Regions from separate parts of the Homo sapiens genome. Here all the other regions are linked to region 1. The links are chromatin contacts, found by Hi-C or POLR2A ChIA-PET in ENCODE. All regions are on one chromosome and are shown on one strand. The core of a region is the stretch at or near the end of the contact, and the rest is flanking DNA. Distances in the headings are between cores, read along the strand shown. Region 1 holds the start of TMEM260 (transmembrane protein 260). Region 2 holds the start of PSMA3 (proteasome 20S subunit alpha 3). Region 3 holds the start of DLGAP5 (DLG associated protein 5).

The links. Hi-C counts contacts between places; a loop is a spot of excess contacts on that map. ChIA-PET counts read pairs that join two places held with the same protein, here RNA polymerase II (POLR2A). Pooled maps may share reads with other maps.
Region 2: a map of naive thymus-derived CD4-positive, alpha-beta T cell shows a loop between it and region 1 (13-fold over the local background). The contact joins the promoter of PSMA3 here to the promoter of TMEM260 in region 1. A Hi-C loop is called at or near these places in 1 of 168 maps with a recorded cell type or tissue (naive thymus-derived CD4-positive, alpha-beta T cell) and 6 of 50 pooled maps. POLR2A ChIA-PET finds 5 or more read pairs at or near these places in 1 of 52 experiments (PC-9).
Region 3: a map of CD8-positive, alpha-beta T cell shows a loop between it and region 1 (20-fold over the local background). The contact joins the promoter of DLGAP5 here to the promoter of TMEM260 in region 1. A Hi-C loop is called at or near these places in 2 of 168 maps with a recorded cell type or tissue (CD4-positive, alpha-beta T cell and CD8-positive, alpha-beta T cell) and 7 of 50 pooled maps. POLR2A ChIA-PET finds 5 or more read pairs at or near these places in 2 of 52 experiments (H1 and HEK293).

The regions. Positions count from the first base shown.
Region 1 is chr14:56,577,555-56,582,249 of GRCh38, forward strand. TMEM260 (transmembrane protein 260) reads left to right here and starts at 2,244. Exons shown (of 16, transcript NM_017799.4): 1 at 2,244-2,520. The coding sequence starts at 2,361. RefSeq lists a silencer at 2,312-2,531.
Region 2 is chr14:58,242,859-58,247,553 of GRCh38, forward strand. It overlaps PSMA3 (proteasome 20S subunit alpha 3), which reads left to right and starts at 1,985. Exons shown (of 11, transcript NM_002788.4): 1 at 1,985-2,083. The coding sequence starts at 2,063. RefSeq lists enhancers at 1,539-1,588, 1,629-1,828, 1,997-2,894, 2,009-2,458.
Region 3 is chr14:55,188,713-55,193,407 of GRCh38, forward strand. DLGAP5 (DLG associated protein 5) reads right to left here and starts at 2,873. Exons shown (of 19, transcript NM_014750.5): 1 at 2,751-2,873; 2 at 230-468. The coding sequence starts at 467. It overlaps LOC105370508 (a long non-coding RNA gene), which reads left to right and starts at 2,961. Exons shown (of 2, transcript XR_943888.3): 1 at 2,961-3,090. RefSeq lists enhancers at 2,063-2,616, 2,617-3,169.

The DNA.
Region 1 (4,695 bases), core at 994-3,493:
CCATGAAGCTAATGAAGCTTAGGCCTCACAGTTCCTCTCTAGCCCAGGTGTCTTCCAATATCTTGTGCCTAATTCTGTATCTGCAGTTTTATATCAGTTTACTTACATATAATTCTCCAAGTTTTATACACTTGAGCTTCACAAAATCTAGACGTGCCTCTCTTCATTGTCCTTTACCTCTCTGTAACATCCTGACCACATGTACTTCATCGACTTTTCTTCTTTAGCTTCTGGTGATGCCTCATTCTCTTACACTGTTCTCTCCCCTTCTCCAGCCATTCCCTAAATGAGAATATGGGCTGACATTAGACCTCAACCTTGTTCTCTCTACACTATCCCCTTATCAAGTTAGTCATTTATATCATCCTTACACGAGCAACTCCTAAATTTGTACTTCCAGCACTGATCTCTACCTCCCAAACATGGACAAAGAATTATTCCCCTCCAAAATAAAAAAATTTTAAATAAAACTCATGAGCAAAAGTGAAATGCATAAAAAGGGAAAGAAGTATATGCTTGACCCAGTCAAGGTTACTCATTGGCATGTTCTTTCAGCAAAGAAATAGAAGACAGCCTATCTTAACTATCTATTGCTGATAACTAACAAATTAGCCTGCATTTATCAACTTAAAACAACATTTATTATCTCGCGGTTTCTATAGGACAGCAGTCTGGATGAGGCTTAGTTAGGTCCTCTGCTTCAGGGTCATCCACAGGCTGCAATCCAAGTCTTGACAGGAGTTATAGTTATCTCAAGGCTTATGTGGGGGAAGGATCCACTTCCTAGCTCCCTCACATGGTGTTGCCTAGATTCAGTTCCTCTAAGGTTGTTGGACTGAAGGTCTCAGTTTCTTGCCAGCTGTTGGCTAGAGGCGGCTCTCAGTTTCTTCCCATGTGGACCTTTCCACAGGGCAGCCTACACCATGGTAGGTGGCTTCATCAGAGAGAACAAGTGAGAGGACAAGAGGGAGTGCCAGCAAGATGAAAGTTAGTCTTTCATAACCTAATCTTGAAAGTGACATCCATCACTTTTGCCTTATTGTATTGATAGAAGCCAATCCTTAGGTTAAGCTCACACATAAGGCGAGCAGCTTATACAGGAAGTGAGTGAGGAGGCAGGGTTATCTGGGAATCCATTTTAGAAGCACTCTACCACACAGCCCCTCTCCTCCAGGAACTCACAGTACAGCTGAGAAATTACCTGGAAAAGGCTGGAAATTGTATAAGTACCTGGAAAAGACTAAGGTGTGCTGGCCCCATGACCGTCAAGGTAGGTATATGTTACTCTATAGTTTAGTCACTGTGTCTCTATCAAATTGCGCGTAACACGTTTGAGATTGTCACTGGTTTTCAGTGTGTCTTTGAGATACATTTTATGCGGGTTGCTCTCCTCCCCGCCCACTCCAGGATAATTGCTTTAATAATAAAACATAAGCTTAAAAAGCTTAACTGCGCTGTTATGTAGTTGTCCTTATTAACGGCTCCGATTCTTTTTTTTTGCGTTACAGCTCATTGTAAAATATGGTGATTCAATTTCATTTTCCACTTTGCTGTGTTGAAAGCTCCAGCAAAACACTCCTCTTCATTAAACTAGGAGACACCTTTATCATGGTTTGAGTTATCTGCATGAATACAGGAACTCAAATTTCCCGACTCATCTACAGAGTTTTCATTATGCTATGGAATGAAAAAAAAAAAAAAAGACGCACTAGCATATTCTAATCTCTCTAAAAATTACTCAGTGATTTAATAAGTAGCACACAGACTTATTGTAATTAGTCATAGTAACGTAGTAAATCGTAATAAATACATAATTGTGATTAATGTATTTATTGGCTTACTTTGCACATACGGTAAATACACCACCCTTTTTTTTTTTTTAGCACAGGTAGGGGCTCCTGGCTGATCGTGGCCCTTTTGTGCAGTTCCACCCCGCACCGTAGGGGGCAGGAGCAGCCCTTCCTCGCTCGCGGTTTTCGACGCTGCTTTGGTCTCTGTCAGACCCAACCAAGTCAGTATAAAAGGGGGGAATAGCCATGGAGAAGGTAGGCCTGTGGCCGGGCTTGCTTTTTAAAGGGAATGCTCTCCTGGTGATTAGGAACCTTAAATCACATTATAAGTAGGTGAACGCCAATGCGTGGTGCACTGCGGGAAAACTCGCAGGGCCTGGCTCAAGGGAGGCCTGGCATTTTCTCCTCCCCGCGCTCAGGCGGAGAAAGGTGCGGTCCAACCCGCGGAGGCTCGACCCGGAAGCCGCCGTGGCCGCCGCACAAGCTGCGCTCGTCTCTCGGCTGGGGAGCTCCGTGTCGCACCGGGTTCTTGGGCTGGCCGTGTCCTTCTCCCTCGGTCGCCACTGGCCCATGAGTCCCCATGGCGACGGCAGGGGCCAGGCCCAGGGGCGGGCAGTCCGAGTGGGGCTGCGGCGCTCCGGGGGCATCCGCGGCGGCGTGGCGGTGTTCGCCGCCGTGGCCGCAGTGTTCACCTTCACCCTGCCCCCTTCGGTACCGGGGGGAGACTCCGGTAAAGTACTCGCAGGGTTGCCCCTTCTGTCCCTCTCCCCTGGTCCCAGAACGGGCAGGGTCTGCGTCTGGCCCCTGCTCTTGGCATTCGGTCTGGTCAGCTCTGGGCCTCCATCCACCCCCCTGTGCACAGCGCACTATTGTGTGTTCCAGAGCCCACTTCTGTTTCCATTCCTGTCGTTGTGGTTTCTTTAGTTCTCAGGTTTTCGAGATGGGGCGTATTGTTGGTTTCGCCTGGTGGGGCTTATCGACCTCTCCACTTCCCCAGATCTTTTATCCTGGTCCTGAGTATTTACTTTCAGTCTTTTTTAGTCCACAGATATTATTCACGGTGTCCTTATTATGTTTCAAACAAAAGAACAGTAGTGGCGAACAGATAATTGCTAGTGTTCCAGTGCGGTTAGACAATACACAAGTTAATGAATAAACAGCATATTCACTGGTGATAAGTTATGGAGACAGTAGGAGGGAAATATGATTGAGAGTGGGGGTAAGTAGTGGGTCCTTCCGAATGACTATTCAGGAAAGACCTCTGAAGAGGTGGTGTTTTAGTTGAAACCTGAATATTGAGAAGGAACTAGCCATGCAGAATATTTGCAGGAGAACTCTTAAAAAGGTGGAAGCCAGGTGCGGCTGTTTCTATGAAAAAGAAAAGCATGACTCATTGGCCCTTAAATCACACTAATTGTTTTGTATTTGATGCAAGAAACAAGATCCATGTTTTGTTTTTGGATTCAATAATGCCATATCATGGCCAGTAATTTTGTCAGAATAGTGCTGTAATTTCAGGTGGTGAACCTATGGACTGAAGAAGCAGTTTTTGCTGCATGACTAGTGATCCCCAAATTGAGCAGCTTAAACAGCAAACGTTTATCGTCTCCCGTTTTTGTAAATCAGGAGTCTGGGTGCCGTTTAAGCTAGATGCTCGTACTCAGAAAAAGGTTGCTGTCATGGTGTGCGATGGGGCTGCGGTCTTCTCAAGGCTCAATTTGGGGAGAAACGCAATCTAGTTCTTTGCTATGTGGGTCTCCATAAGTTAACTGACTTCTGTCAAGAAAAAGATGAAGGACACCTCTCTGTCTGACAGCTCTGTCATTTTGTAACCTAATACTGTAAGTGATATACCACTTCTGCATTTTATTCCTGGAACTTCGTCAGTAAACCCAACCCATATTCAAGGGGGAAGGATTACACAGGTGAGAATATCAGGACTTGGGGATTAGTGGGGATCATATTTAGGGCTGCCTACCACGTTGAAGATCTTTGATGTTACATCTTCAAATTGTTACCTTTCTTCTTTCAGGTCCTGTTGCACAAGTAGGGATAGTGTTTCATTCGTGTAGTAGGGAGTTTCTGTACAGTGTTACCAAGATTGGTATTTCATAATGGAAGTAACTTTATAGTTGTGAGTTTTGGTGCTGGAGAGCATTATTCAGAGGTTAGGTAGTTCTGTTACTTGTAAAAAAATAAAAAGATTGACAGCTACTTATGGTTGGTTGAGTGTGAAGGATGGGAGTGAGATTTATAATAACTGACGTTTGTTGGGCACTTACTATGTGCCAGGCACTGTTCCAAGTGCTTTATATGGGTTGTTGTTTTAACCCTCCCAGCTACCCTTAAAAGTAGGTGCAATTATTATTTTCCTTTTATAAATGGGAAAACTAAGGCTAAGCTATGCCCAAAGTCACACAAAGTAGAGAAATCAGGAAAAGAAAAGTATATTGACTTCAGAATATGCCCCCTTAACCTCTACTTTTCGTCAAAACATTTCATGAAATTCTTTTCTAAATCCACCATCACATATGTAGTGATGTTTAAAATTTATTTAAAATCATGATTATTGCCTTGCCTTTATTAATACTGTATTTTATTTTTTCCTAAAAGAATAAAGTTGTGTATTCACCTTGAGTTACCAAACTTTAGGTGCTTTAATTTTGTTTGGTTTGATGTTAAATAGTGGTTGCTTCTAATATTTTTATGTTCATTTTTGGGAATGATAAACTGTTTTCCAAGTATATGCCAATATGGAAAATTTGCTTTATCGTATATTTGATAATTGTGTTTACATGTTGAATGCACTATTCTTGAATGTTTATGAATTATATTTTCATCAATAAACAGAACACATCTCAAAACCAGTATAAAGCATGTATTCTTCTTCCTGATAAGTCTTACA
Region 2 (4,695 bases), core at 735-3,234, 1.7 Mb after region 1:
ATCACCTCTTAAAGGCCCCACATCGCAATACCATTACATTGGCAATTAAATTTCAACACGTGTTTTGAAGGGGACATTCAAACCATAGCTCCCTACACATCTGAAATCCATCTACATATTTCCACCTCCACTGCCACCACTTTAGTCCAAATCACTCTCCATTACTGCTAGCTCACAAAAGTGCAATAACTTTCCAACTAGTATCCCTGCCTCTCTTCTTTCCCTTAGCTATCATTCTTCACACAGAAACAAGAGGTCATTTAATGATTTAAATCAAATCATATAATTCTCTTGCTTTAAAAACTCCTGATAACCTCACAGTAGAAAACCAATAATAAATGTGAAAAGAATGATGGAATTAGAAAATCACCATTTGGCAACCATTGTAATAATCAATTCAAATAAGAATCATCAGATATTAGAATTAATGAGTGAAATGTTGAGGCGTAAACAGGATGTGTACATATTCTCAAAGTATTTCCTCACAAGATACTAATTACAAAGGGAAAAATGAAACATTATCAGGGATAAATCTTCAGCAAGTGATCAAAGTTAACATTACCAGCAATAAAACAACTAACATCATGTCCCTTCTAATGTAATGCTCTGACATGAATGAATACAAGGTCATTTCTGTAGTATTCCTGCCATAAATGCATCACTTGAATCAAATAACAAAAAAATCAAACCTAAATTAAGGAATATTCTACAAAATAAATGGTTTGTATTCTTCAAAAGTGTTCATGCCATGAAAACTGAAGAAATACTAAGCAACTATTTTCCAGACTAAAGCAGATTGGAAACATGACAACTGAATGCAAGGTGTGATCTTGGATTTTCTTTTGCTATGAAGGACATTATTGGGCCATTTACCAAAAAAAAAAAAAAAATGCATAAAGTTGATAGATCATAGTATTGGTAATTTTCTGATTTTCACAATAATACTGTGTCTCTGTGAAATAATGTTCCTGTGTTGGGGGAAAATACACACTGACGTATTAATATTTAGGAGTAAAAAAAATGCTGATGCCCTATTTACAATCGGATTAAAATTCAAACCACTTCAAGATTTGGTCTCCTGTGCACTTGTTCTCTTCCTGTCATTCTTCCCCACTTAATCATTATGAGAGGTCACTCTGACGTGACAGTTCCCAGCGCAAGCCAAGTTTTTTACTGTTCCCTAAACCACTGTCTTTTGTTACCCTATTTTAGTTTAAATATCACTCACTCAGAAAGTCATTCCCTGAGCACACTGCCTAAAGTTAGTACCTCCATTGTCTATTAAAGCACTCTTTCTTCTTACTATTTTGCTTATTTATTGTTACCTATTTATTCCCACTGAATGGAAATTACATTAGAAATGGGGGTATGCTCTGTTCACGGCTTTTTCTTGAACACGTGGAATATACTAGCGCTCAAAAAATATCTTTAATCAGACTTATCTTTAACTCTTACCAAAAAGCGTTATACTCATAGAAAGAGCACTAATACTTCCGTAAAATTCTAAGCTGAATTCAAAGACGATACCCTTTAAGTGAAACTTCACGAGAGCCTGAGCACAAGGAGGTGAAGTGGATGCCATCAAGATTCTGGGTCAGGGTCGGGACGCGGAGGAAGACAGGTTACTTCGCGCCTACTGCTTTTTCTACTTTTTGTGAGAGTATACCAGCATCTCTCCCTTTGGCTTAAAGAAAGAATAAAGTGAGGAGAGAATAATAATATAAAAGATAAATAATAATTCCAAGGAAAGGAATAGAGCAGCTTCTCAGATACCACGACGCCAAGCGGCTCAAAGTACGCGAACCGAAGGAGGAGCCTTTGCTTTCCCCAACCCCGCCTCCATTGCTTCTGCACATGCGCGCCGCCAGCCTCTCGCGGCCCGCTTTTTTCCCACAATACTCCTCGTCCTGGGGGCCGGAGCCGCGGAACGAGCCACAGAGAAAAAGGTTATTGGTTGGCAGTTCAGCCAATGAGCGGGCCTGTTACTAGTTTGCGGCATCCTGTGGTATAGGGGAAGCGCTCCGGGCCTGGAATCCCTACGCGTCCCTTTGGGTTTAGCACGATGAGCTCAATCGGCACTGGGGTGAGTTCGCTGTCTGTCGGTGTAATAGTTTAACCTAAGGATTGGGGTTGAAGGGAACTCGGACAGACCACATGGGGTTCGCGGACCCGGGGTGCTCTGAGACCGCCTTCGGCTGGGTGGGCCATTTGCAGCTGTTTGGAGACCGGTCGTCTTTATCCCCTATATGCTAGGCCTGCGTCTCAGGTGACCGTGACTCCTGAAGCTTTTCAGCGCAGGTGTAGCCGGCTTGGCGTCGCCGCAGTGAGGTTTGGAGCCGCTTTGGATTGCTGAGTCACTTTCTTCAGCCACTTAGGGAAACCGAAAGTGGAAACTCGTGGGGCTTGAAATAGTGTGTTCTCTTGAGAACCACCGAGGCAGTGAGATTTGGGATTCCGGGGTCTGGAGATCGTGCTTTTTGTGGACTGCGTTTGCAGTTCCTAGGGTGCTGCTGATTCACAGGCCTTCTCTGTCTTTAAGTGTGCAGATCATTGACCGCTCAGTTTAAGAGTCACTGGAAATCCTGTCGGAACAGAACTAATAAAAATGGTCTGAAAAACAATCTGATGAATCCTTCAGTTTTTCCTTTCTCGTTTTTCCTATACAAATTACCTAACAGCGCTTGTAGGCATTTATTCCGTAAACGTTTAAATGGTTACTTAGGAACTTAACAGCTTCAGACTTTTCATAGACTGTTGAGGATTTTGCAGTGGGACTTGTTAACTTGTTTGGCTTTCCTTTGTTAAACGTATTGCATATGTGCAGTCAGTTTACTCCTTTTATGTACTTCTCTATATAGAAAATACAGTTTCTAAAAGATTTATTGGTTATTTGCACTAGAGTTATTGAATAATGAGTTTCTCAGTTCCTCAATTTCTACTTCTTAACAAGATTCTCATGCTCAGCCTTAAGTTCAAGTACCGGTGTTCTAAATTTGATAATAGGCAACTTATGTCTGGAATGGTTTAATCCATTCAGTTATGAATGCTAAAGTTCTGCCATACTTTTCTTGGATAAGTAAATGCTCAATATTAAATCTTGTAGCAAACTGACTTTGCAATTATATTAATATTACCTTGAATTAATAGTATTTCATTCTACAAACCTTTTAAAGAATACTTGATAATGTAACCATGTGGGATATTTTAGTAACAATGGTAGGGTTAATGATCTGGGTTTAACAGATCAGGAAACAGACTCAGAAAGTACCACTGCTGAAGGCTTTTCTTCTGTCTTCATTTCTCCCAAGAACTCCAGATACGAATATTTGTTTGTCTGCTTGACATGTCTGTTCACTTGATCGTTTAATAGTCATTTCGTACTGCATGTGAAAGTAGAGCTCTGGGTTTTCTCCTCACCTTGCCATTTTGCATCTACTACAGTCTTCAGCTCAGTGAATGGTCATATGAAAAAATCTGTTATTCATCTTTAATTCCTTTTTTTACTTTACTCCCAGAACCAACGCTTTAGCAAGTTTATTTTTTTATTTTTATTTTGTTTGAGACGGAGTCTTGCTCTGTTGCCAGGCTGGAGTGCAGTGGCACGATCTTGGCTCACTGCAACCTGTGCCTCCCAGGTTCAAGCAATTCTCCTGTCTCAGCCTCCCGAAGAGCTGGGACTACAGGTGCGCACCACCACGCCCAGCTAATTTTTGTATTTTTCGTAGAGATGAGGTTTCACCATGTTGGCCAGGATGGTCTCCATCTCTTGACCTTGTGATCAGCCCGCCTCACCCTCCCAAAGTGCTGGGATTACAGGCATGAGCCATCACGCCTGGCCTAGCAAGTTTATTTTTATTATTTTTATATTTTACTCTACTCTCAAAAAATATTCCCTTCTACCTCTTCTCTCGTCTAAGCTACTACCGCTATCTTTGGAACACCTTATCTTTGCTTCTGTTGTTCTCTCTACAGCTTATTTTCCGCATAAAGCCAGAATGATGTTTTTAAAAATATAGATGATACCACTCCCCCTGCTTAAATTTCTCATTGCATTTAGAATAAAATACAGAGTCCTTTTTCCATCCTGGAAGACACAACATAATCTGGCCCTCAGCTACCTCACTAACACAGTTTACTCTTCTTTCTGCTGCTTACAGTGCTTGGGACACAGTGACCTTATTTCTGTTTCTTGACTGTGCTAGCCTTATTTCTACCCTAAGATCTTTGTGCCAAATGTCAAGAAGACTTTTCCTTCATATCTTAAATGGCTAGCTCCTTGTCATTTAGGTTTGACTCAGCCTAAATATAACTGCCCAGAAGGCCTTCCCTGATGATGTAGTCTGTAGTAGTTCATTGCTTTACTCTTTTATTTTCATCTTAGTGCCTTTTCTGATTTACTGCTGTACCTCTAGCACCTAGATTCATGTCTGATGTGAAACTGAAGGACTTAATGAATGAGTATACCTTTGTATTCCGTATAGTAACATAATAGATACTCATTAACTGCTTGGTGAATGCCGAATGATTTGTTTGAAGTCTTTTAGTTTGTTAATGGCAGAGTTATCGTTACAAATTTAAATGTTCGAACTCCAGTGCTGGTTCTACTGCCCCATATTAATCTTTTTCAAAAATGAGTTTTGTAGTCTGGGTGAAAAGTGTTCTGACTTCACCTGGGACCTGTATCCATTACTCTTC
Region 3 (4,695 bases), core at 1,623-4,122, 1.4 Mb before region 1:
GGTTACAGTGAGCACACCACTGCACTCCCGCCTGGGTGACACAGTGAGACCCTGTCTCTTGTAATTTAAAAAAAAAAAAAAAAAAAAAAGGAAAAAGACCAAAAAGGAAAGTTATTTATAGAATGGTATTTCAAAACTCTTCTGGCCAGAGTTTTTTACTCACACAGGCATTAAACCAACTATTATTCACTCTTCAAAGTACTTAAAATTACAACAGACCTTTACTTACTTGGCTTAACATTGGTCTTTTCTGGAACAAGCCCTTGAGATGTCTCATCTAATTCAACAAGAATTCTACCTTCCAAGGTTGGAATGTTTACATCTTTCAAACCAAAGTGTCTATTTCGTTCGTATTCCTTATGTCTATTTTCTTTCTGAGACAGTGATTTCCTATGAGCAATTTTAGTTCTAATCATTTCAGTACTTATATCCTTCCTGTGTCGACTGGCAAAATGTGATGAAGACATCCTGTCAAGGAAAAGGACAAAACCCAACTTACATGAATTTTCATTATTTAAAAAATTAAGATTACAGTTCATTTCCTGTCCCACTTCAGGGCCTTCTGAAATAAAAATATAAAATGTGCAATGAAATAAATATGTAACACTGAAAAGTGAGAAGAAGATTATCAGAGAATAAGAAGCTACCTATTTGGGGGTTTTAAATAGGAACTTGCTTGACCAGTGAAGAGAAAGCCAGTAAGTGATAGTCCAGAATAAAAGAGGCTCTGGGCTTACCACAGAGAACACTGCAAAAAGAAAAGCGTGAAATAAAGGTGAAAATAGGTTAAGTGAAGGACCATGTACACAAGGGTTTCCTTACCCATGATGAGGAATGCAGGTAGTCTAACATTTCTTCTAAAGCCAAAAGAAAACCAAAAACAAACAAAAACCCCACACCAGGTACCTATTAGTCATATAGGGATAATCAATAGGCAACCGGATACAGATAGAGTTGGATAGAGAGGCACAGGGCAAAGTATGTGGAAAGGAACAAGGAGCTTCCATGCTCTCTCAGGTAGCACCACTGTTTAGGAACCTTCATGTATTCACCTAAGAAGCTCTCCAAACACAGGTGTTTTTTTTTGGTTTTTATGGCAGCTTCATTACATAAGCATGAGTGATTAAATCATTGACCACTGGTGATCAAGTCAACCTTCAGCTCCTCTCCCCTCCCCAGAGGTTGTGAGGTGGGGCTGAAAATGCCAACTCTCGAGAAATCCTGCCTTGGTCTGTCTAGTGACCAGCCCCAATCCTGAAGCTATTTAGAGGCATCCAGCTATCAGTCAATCATTAGCATACAAAAAGGTACCACTTTGAAGACTCCAAGGATTTTAGTAGTTGTTTGCCAGAAAACAGAACAAGACCAAATATATAGTTCACAATAACCCTATCAGTTTGCTCCATTATTTTCATCCATACAAGAAATCATACAGTTTAGGCCGGCACGGTGGCTTAGGCCTGTAATCCTACCACTTTGGGAGGTCGAGGCAGGACTGCTTGAGCCCAGGAGTTTGAGACCAGCCTGGGCAACATAACACGACCCCGTCTCTATAAATTTTAAAAAAGAAAAGCCATACACACACACACACACACACACACACGCACAAAATCATATAGTTTAATTGGCACATGCCTTTTTCTTGGAAAGATCTTTGAGAATGTATTCAAGCAAAACAAAAGAGGACAATAAAGACGACGTCAGTAGATCCAACTAGGGAGAACAAAGAAAATTAGAAAGTTTGAGGGGGTCACCTGTGTAGCTGGTATAGAGAACTACCAAGCCAAACTGGAGAAAGGATACTGATTCTCAGAAGTCTTGGCAGTTAAAAAACAAAAACAAAAAAAGGTAAGGGGGAGGCTCTGTGATAGACACACTATGGTATATTCTTCAACAAGAATTAACTAAATCCACTAGAAAACTCCAGATAATAGAAAAATTGGCACAAGTAATGCAATACATTGTTACATGATTCTAAGCAATCAACAAAATATAAAAAACGAGAATCTGTCTGACCTGCATGCTAATAACATTCTCCTCTAAGACCCAAGGAAAGTGACAATGGACTGTGCTTTTCATAAAGAACTGTCTTCTACTATTTATCTCCTGCAATATTAATTCGCTAAAGATTGAAGAAAAATTAAGACTTATGTATTAAATACAGGATAGCACTATCCACAGCAAGAGAAAGAGCGAGCGAGGACAACATTAAAGGTACAATTATCAGAATAACCCTGAAAGGTAGTTAACTATTATCGCTCTCATACAGATGAGGTCAATTAACTGCTCACATTAGCATATCTAAAAGGTGGTGAAGCTGGGATCCCAAGCAAGGCAGCCCTGGCTCCACACACACCTAAATTTTGTTTGGCTGAGTGGCGTTTCCTCCAGCTTGAAAGTCCAGAATGCGTTAATCTTGCTTGACTAGAGGTTCTCAACCGGGCGTTTTTAGTTGCCATGGGACCTGGGAAGAGCTACGGGAATTTAATGTCGGAGCTAGTGAAGAACAGTTTCACCCCAAAGGTCAATTACGCCCCGGTGGTGAAACGCTGACTATTACAGAGGTCAGGGCAAACATATGGACTCTTCTAAAGGCTCGCATTATCAGCTTCGGGAAGGGCAGGTAACACGGTCCTAAAGGAGCCTGCCTCTGACTTGCTCCCGCTCGCAGCCCCCGGTCCTCAGACCCTTCTAGACCTTCAACGGAAGCGGGCCAGTGTTCTCCGTCCAGCTCTCCAGCACCCACCTACCTGAGCCACCTTCTAGCGTGAAACCTCAACCAAACAAAAAGTAAAGAACACTCGGTCTGGACGACCACCGCCGACTCCGAAGCAGGAACCCTCACAACCCGAGCCTCCACGAAATTCAAACTTGCCGCACCGAGCCGCTGATTGGAGGGGCTTTAACCAACACTTCCGGGGAAGATCCCACCCCTTCCACTCAACGAGGCTTGCGATTGGTTTGCTCCGTGCGATATTTGAATTGATTGAAAGGTGAAGGGCCAGTTCAAAAGATGGGTGAGAGAGGGAAAATAGGCGGGACCGCGACGCGGGATGAGAAGGAGTGGAGCAGTCGGGGCGCTCACGTCAGGTGAAGGGCGGGAGTGGGCGGTGGAGCCCGAGGGGTGAGGCTGGGTCCCTGGCAAAGCTGGGCTGCGGGAAATCTCCCCCAGAGCTCGCAAGGCTTTTTTTTTTTTTCTTTTTTCTTTTTTTTGAGACAAGGTCTCTGTCCCTTAGGCTGGAGTATAGTGGGCACCGACCACTGCTCACTGCAGCCTTGAGCTGCTGTGTTCAAACCATCCTCCCACCTCAGCCTCCCGAGTAGCTGGGACTATAGGCGCGCACCACTACGCCTGGCTAACTTTAAAAAAATTCCGTAGAGACAGGGCCTCACTACGTTGACCAAGCTGGATTCAGGGCTTTTTAATGTCCTTGTTTAGTCACAGAATCTAGCAGACCTTCTTGGAATGTTTTCTTTACTAGACGTTTTAAAGAAAAGGCTTACCCCAATTATCAAATCCTTACATAGTTTAGCGTTACTTTTCAACGTCGCCAGCCCCCCTCCCCTTTTTTTTCTTTTTTAGTTCATTTTTTGTTGAGGCGAAGTTTTCGTATACAGTGAAAATAATAGTTTTTCCCCCCCAGTGGACAATTTGATGAGTTTGGTAAATGTAAACAGCTGTGTAACTACCACCCAATCAGGACGTAGAGCATTTCCATCACTCAGAAGAGTGGCCTGTTTCTTTCCTGTCCATCTCCCACCACATCAGCAACCACTCCTCTTATTTCTAGCACTATAAAAATGAAGGTGATAGGTACTCTTTTGGGTCTGCGTGAACCAGAAGTTAGTAGTGTTTGTTATTGAGAGGCATTCCATTGAATACTTTATGCATTCACCAGTTGATGGATTTGTATTGCTTTCAATTTTTGGTGATGATGAGCAAAGTTGCTATAACCATTCTCGTACAAGTCCTTGTGGGCATATTTTATTTATCTTGAGGAAATACAGGAGTGGAATTTCTGGGTCATTCTGGGTATGTTTAACTTAAAATTTTTTTTTTTTTTTAGAAGCAGGGTCTCTCCGTCCCCCAGGCTAGAGAGCAGTGGCACAATCATAGCTCATTGCAGCCTTGGCCTCTTGAATAGCTGGGACTATAGGCGGGTGCCGTCACCCATGTCTAACTTTGTAAGGAATTGCCAAGCAGTTTTCCAAAGTGGTTGTACCATTTTACAATTCCCACCAGCCACATATAAGAGTTCCACTTGTTTCACATGCTTTCCAGCACGTGGGGTTGTCAGTCTCTAATGTTCACCCTTCTGGCCAGGCACTGTGGCTTGCGCTTGTAATCCCAGCACTTTGGGAGGTCAAGGCGGGGGGATCACGAGGTCAAGAGATCAAGATCACCCTGGCCAATATGGTGAAATGCCGTCTCTGCTAAAAATACAAAAATTAGCCGGGTGTGGTGGTGCGCGCCTGTAGTCCCAGCTACTCAGGAGGCTGAGGCAGGAGAATCGCTTGAATCCAGGAGGTGGAGGTTGCAGTGAGCTGAGATCGCACCACTCCACTCTGGCCTGGGTGACAGAGTGAGACTCCATCTCAAAAAAAAAAAAAAAAAAAAAGAGACTGAGAATGGTGGCTCATACCTGTAATTTCAGCACTTTGGGAGGCCAAGATGGGAGAATCAGTTGAGGCCAG